Linked DNA regions of Mus musculus: region 2 is linked to region 1. The links are chromatin loops, found by intact Hi-C in ENCODE. Cell type or tissue: left cerebral cortex. All regions are shown on one strand. Each heading gives the region's core, and the rest is flanking DNA. Links, peaks and the distances in the headings are about the cores only. Region 1 holds the start of Aph1b (aph1 homolog B, gamma secretase subunit). Region 2 overlaps Usp3 (ubiquitin specific peptidase 3).

Region 1 (2,920 bases), core at 332-2,831:
ACAAAACTCCATCAGTAACTGAGCAGGGACAAACCCTAGGCCTAATGTCTGGAGCGGCTGACTCTGACTACACTTATAACACCTCGGAGCCCCGCCCACTACATTACCAGGTCTCCAGAACTTCGGCTCGCTTTGGCTGGAGTAGGGCGGCACTCTGAGCTTGCTCTGGCTGGAGTAGGGCGGCGCTCTGAGCTCGCTCTGCAGGCGCTGACAGGTCTGGGAGCGACTCAAAGCCCCGCCTCCCAGGCTCCGACCTGGCTCCGGTTTGACTGGGCGTGGGACTCCTCCAGGCTCTCCGCCTTCCGACCTCCGTTCCCTGTTCTGACAGGATCTGTGCTCCGAAGCCACGCCCCTCCTCTGCCCTCGGAGCACCTCGAGTCCCCTGCCGAGCTCCGCCCAGCAACCCGCTTTTACAGGCCAAGGAGCAGCTCAGGCCCCAACTCCCGAACCCTGCCTTGTCCCGTGTGACTAGAGGACCTCGAGGTCCTGCATGCCAACCCTCGCTCTGCCGTCCACTCTGATAGGCTATGGAACTCTTCCAGGCCTGGCCTCCCGAAGCTCCCTCCTGTTGCCTCTTTGACTAGGGCACCGAAGGCTCCGCCTCTCGAGCCCCGTCCCGCCCTCGGCATCTCCAGACCCCGCCTCACGGGCTCCGCCTCGTCCACTGCTCTGACGGAGCACCGGAGCCTCGCCACCCAGCCCCGCCCCGTATCCAGGACCCGCTGTCCATTGGGCACTGCAGGGCCCTCGGGCCCCCGCGACTGGCTCCCGAGGTCGTCATGACGGCTGCGGTGTTCTTTGGTTGCGCCTTCATCGCCTTCGGGCCCGCGCTCGCTCTTTATGTCTTCACCATCGCCACCGACCCTTTGCGAGTCATCTTCCTCATCGCCGGGTGAGGCTGCGCTGTGTCCCGGACGCCGCGGGTTCCCTCCCTCTCCTGGGTTCCCACGACCCCGGGATCCCCATCTCCCAGGGGCTCCAGCTTGTGGTGCGGTCCAGGGCTGGAACTGTTCCTGGGAGGGTCTGAGAAGAGCAGGCCCGTAGGCTAAGCAGGCGCCCCTTGGCTTCTGTTGGCTGAGTGTGGGAACAAGCAGATAGATTCCTGCATGAAGCCTTTGTCTTTCTGTAGGAATCTCTCATTTCCCTCAGTGCTGAGCAGCATCGAAGAGTCGTTATCACTACTCTCTGCCATTAAAGTCACCTGGAGATCAGATGTTTATTCCCTGCCCCCCACCCTCACATCAATCCTCGGACTCAGAATGTCTGTGCAGACTATTCAGGCTCAGATTTTCTTTGTAGACTCCTGGGTAATGGTTTGGGTGCAGTCAAGGAGGAAAGTTCGAGAAAACACAGTAACAACTGACCAGGCGGCATGTCCTCCTGGGAGCTTGGTAAATACCGGAACTCTGCTGGTGAACGTGGTCTTGGTCTCGCTGCACCTGCCCGAAGTTTGCAGCTTCTGAACTTTCCATTATATTAATGCAGGCGTTAGGTATTCATTTTCTTTTAGAAAAAGACACTTGACAATATCTAACCATTAAACTTATATTTTCTGGTGAATTTTGAGGATATGAAATTTGCAACTGTCACTGGTTGTATATTTCTATAGCACACAAAGCATCTCTTAGGAAAAATAGTCAGCAACCAAGTGCCTCTTAGTCCTTGACAGATAGTGCCCTAGCGTGCACGCGACAGGGTCACTGAATCGTTCTTGTTAAGCACATCTGACGTTCCTCTTGGACTATTTGTCTCACTAGGAGAAAAAAAAAATTCTGATCTAAAACATCACTTTGTGAGGATTGTTTACTAAAAATGATTTGTAGCTCAAGCAGGTTTGATTTAAAGTCATTATTAAGCCTGTGCTTCTGTTAACTTGTGATTTTTTTTTTCCTTCTACGTTCCAGTGCTTTCTTCTGGTTGGTGTCTCTCCTGCTGTCATCCGTTTTTTGGTTCCTAGTGAGAGTCATTACTGACAACAGAGATGGACCAGTACAGAATTACCTGCTCATCTTCGGAGTGTTGCTCTCTGTCTGTATCCAAGAGCTGTTCAGGCTCGCATATTATAAGCTGTTAAAGTAAGTTAAGTGTTTGTTTTATTTTCCCAGTTAGACTTGAATTACGATTTAGTGATTGCTACAATTTTAGCCTGAAAATATTGAATATTTAAATTTACAATCCGGTTTGCCTGCCCTCCTGCTCCTCCTTATCTTTCTCTCTTCATTCTTCCCAAAAGTGTTTCTTCAAAAATTTCCCAATGCCAGACACTTTGTAGAAGCTGAGGTACAAAGGTGGGTTAAGAGACAGAAGCTCTGGCCTGGTAGAATTTATAATGAGAGGAAACAGGCAAGATATGAATGAACAAAAAGAAATCCACTATTGAAGAAAAATAACCCAGGGAAATAATTACTGAAACAATAAAGAGCCTTTCCACTTGAACTTCATGCTTCCCTCCTACCACCTCAAATAAATTATTCTTATGGAAATTATGCCTTCCATTATTTTAACTGTTAGTGGGAAACAAAGGCTCACTTAAAAATATTTTCTATAGTTTCAAGTCTGCAAATGAAAGATACATTTAACAAAAAACCAAGCCATGAGCTCTCTTTTTGGGGTTAGGATGTAAGTATTTAAATTGATTTCTTATGCTATGCTTTATTTATGCATTTATTTATTTACCTAGAACACAACTGTCATTGCCTAACACTTATCTTCTGTAACTGCTGTGTTGTCTAAAATTGCTGTATGATACCTGAAATATATGGATAGTTTAAAGCTTGGATTGAAAATTTTGCAACCTTATTCAGTTTTTATATAACATTGATACAGTAACTATTTTGTCATAAAAAGCTAAGATAATCACAGCTACAGGGTTTTTGTGAGTTTGCTTGCTTGCTTTATCTCCCTACCCCCATGCCCTCCA
Region 2 (2,920 bases), core at 331-2,830, 200 kb after region 1:
CTTTCTTCTGTTCTGCATGAAGCCTTTAAAGATTAATAAGTTAATTGGTTTCACAGGACAGTATTGCAGTTCCTTTGGTTTGTGAGACTGGGTTTCTATGATAGCCCAGGGTGACCTAGAATTTATAATTTTCCTCTCTCAGCCCTTGGAGTGCTGGGATTATAGGCATGTGCTACCCCTTCTGGGCCAGTATTGCAGTTCTTTGTGGGAGTGCAGAACTTGTGTGAATGGGTCTTACCTGTAAATACATCTTCAACAGTGAGTCTTGAGCTTGGAACATAACACTACCAACAACAGGCCAGTCCATGTGGTCTGTTAGTTCATTAGCTGTAGCTGTGGGGCTATAGTTGAATTTTCTCAAGAGAGATTTGTCACACACACACACACACACACACACACCCTCTCACTAGGAAAAGCTTACACCTCACAAGGAATGGGGCACTTCTTGTTCATCTGTAGTCAACTACAGGGATTCCGAGATGGGTGTATCAATACAAGCCTAATTTTTTTTCTATGTAAAATTATATCAAACTTAGAAATGGCTTCACTGTGCACATGCATCTAAAAAAATTATGCAAGTGGCAGGTATCCTGTTGTGAGTCAGTCTTGCCTCCATCAGTTAGGGAGTCCACTTTGGGGAAAAGAGACAGCAAATGAAGCCCCTCTTGAGGAATTCAGCACATTAAAATGGAGCATAACTGGGAGACTTGTGCTGAAAACAAGAACAAATTAGTAATGGAAGGGTGATTTCTTTACAACGTGCAGTAAATGGTTGCCTCTGACCCTGTTTTGGAAGGATGGGTCTAATCACTTGCATTTATAGTACTAATAAAGCTAGTTTCACAACTCAGTGGGTGTTTTTTTTTTTTTTTTTCTATCTCAGGCTTATTTCATAATGGCCTCCTATTTTAACCTGTTGGCATCCCTTCATTGGTACAATCAAATATTATTGTATAAAGCTTGATCTTGTTCTTGCCTGTCTGTAGTTTCAGTAATTAAATGATTGGTAAATCTGTGATCCCTTAACCAACTAACTCATCATCTTGGAGTGTTATGTATTCTGGCTTTTATTTTTCTTCAACAATCCTGTATGTATGTAGGTAGGTATGTATGTATGTGTGTATTATTTTTGGTAGGAGATTAAAAGGGTAGCCAGTGTGTTGAAGTAATGCTCTGACTGGTATTGAGTGTCATACACTCTTACTGAGGAGGGAGAAAATCCCTGTTTTGGCACCTAGACAATAAAAGTAATGCCCCTGCCTTATTTTCATTGGGAGTATGCAAATATACCCCAGTGAAACAGCCAGGCAGATTGCAAAAGACCAGCAGCACAGACTCTAGCAGGCACCACCTCTGTGGACCAGCACTCCCGATTCCTTGAGTGTGAGTTTCAATATGTCATCCGGAGAAAGAACAGTGCTTTGGATTTACTCACAGGTCTCTGTTAGGATGAGCAAGATTGTGTGTGAAAGTCTGAGAAACTACTGCTTTCTTGTGTCTAAGTAATTTAATGGTATCACAGACTAGTACATTTTTATAAATAGGACTCTGAAAATTAAATGTCTAAGCCTATTAAATGGAGCTCAAACACATTGACTATATGATGAATTGTTTTACAAGGAGATACAGAACTCAGCAAGATTAGGGGGTAAGAGTAATGATATTTCAGAACTAACTAGAGCTACTTAGCTGTGGAGGGCATTGTGTGTTATGTAATTGTATGCTACAGATTTCATACAACTTCTATTTGTAAAACCTCTTTATAATCTGAACATTTTTCAGAATCCTGGGTATTTGTGTGACTTATATCTATTAATATATTAGAAGTTAAAACTAAATATTTACTGATTTAATTATGAGTAACAATAATAAATCTAATACTTATAAACAGAAATAATTTATGTGAAAAAATTTCAGAATTGGTCTTGAACTCACATTCACCTGCCTCAACTTCCTGAGTTCTGGGATTAAAGGTGTTTGCCACCACCACCACCACCACCACAGTCATGTTTTTTGTAAAGACATCTGGATTGTCACATCTGCTTCTCATTGCAGTCTCTTCAGATATCAAACTTCACATATTATGTTGAAAACTCCATTTTATGCTCTTGAGAGATCAAAAGGAAACATTCAAGTAAACTAGAGCCAGTAGTAGTGGCAGATGCCTTTAGTCTCAGCACTTGGGAGGCAGAGGCAAGCGAATCTCTGGAATTCTAGGCTGGTCTGGTCTACAGAGCAAGTTCCAGGATAGCAAAGCTACACAGTGAAACTCTGTATTGAAAAACAAAAACCCAAACAGAACAACAACAAAACCAAAACAAAGTAATATAGTTGTATCTTTTTCTTTCTACCGATCTTAGTATCATTCATGGAAATACCTTTGACCTTCTGGATCCACTGAAAAGGGACCCCTGAAGTCTGACTGAAGGTTAAAGATCCTACTTTGAGATCTCATAGGCAGAATGGTTAGGGACACCTGCACTTTCAAACTCACATTATAAAATTAGAGAAATTCATGAAGCTGGCAGTAGGTATTCATTTGTAAATACTTGAAGTTTGAAACACATTAGCTGAGAAACAGATCATGGGGTCTAGTGGTCCCTTGCTCTCAAAGAAGTCTATTCTAGTTGGAGAATCAGGAAACTCCCGTTTAGAAAATAAATCCATGTCATAGTTTAAGGTAAATGTTGGAAATCGGGATCTCCTAATAAGATGAAAGCTGATTGATGCCTGCCTGATTGTGGCTTAGAGCACTCTAGTTTTAAATTACAAAAGTTTACATGAAAACTGGGCCAGTCTCTCAAGCCTTGTGTTCTATGCATACACCAGATGTTATTTTCAGGGCTGGAGGCTTGGCATTTTTGTAGGTAGAAAGTTTAACTAGTGGCAAAAGACAGGGATAAAACATGAAGTATTTAAA

The links. Hi-C counts contacts between places; a loop is a spot of excess contacts. Peaks named below come from ENCODE experiments on the same cell type or tissue, not always from the same donor. Only the 100,000 strongest peaks of a DNase experiment are listed, where the experiment ranks them.
Region 2: a loop joins it to region 1, with 2.3 times the contacts of the local background. A loop is called at or near these places in 1 of 42 quality-filtered maps.

What each region holds. Positions count from the first base shown.
Region 1 is chr9:66,793,225-66,796,144 of GRCm38, reverse strand. It overlaps Aph1b (aph1 homolog B, gamma secretase subunit), which reads left to right and starts at 722. Exons shown (of 6, transcript NM_177583.4): 1 at 722-892; 2 at 1,905-2,075. The coding sequence starts at 780. In left cerebral cortex, for the core only: no CTCF peak of the experiment used is centred there; DNase peaks (open chromatin) are centred at 333, 596, 1,387 and 1,854; H3K4me3 peaks cover 2,500 bases; H3K27ac peaks cover 1,068 bases.
Region 2 is chr9:66,588,630-66,591,549 of GRCm38, reverse strand. All of the region lies in intron 1 of Usp3 (ubiquitin specific peptidase 3), which reads left to right. Among named protein-coding and RNA genes, the nearest start is that of Usp3, 3.0 kb to the left of the region's middle. In left cerebral cortex, for the core only: no CTCF peak of the experiment used is centred there; a DNase peak (open chromatin) is centred at 1,345.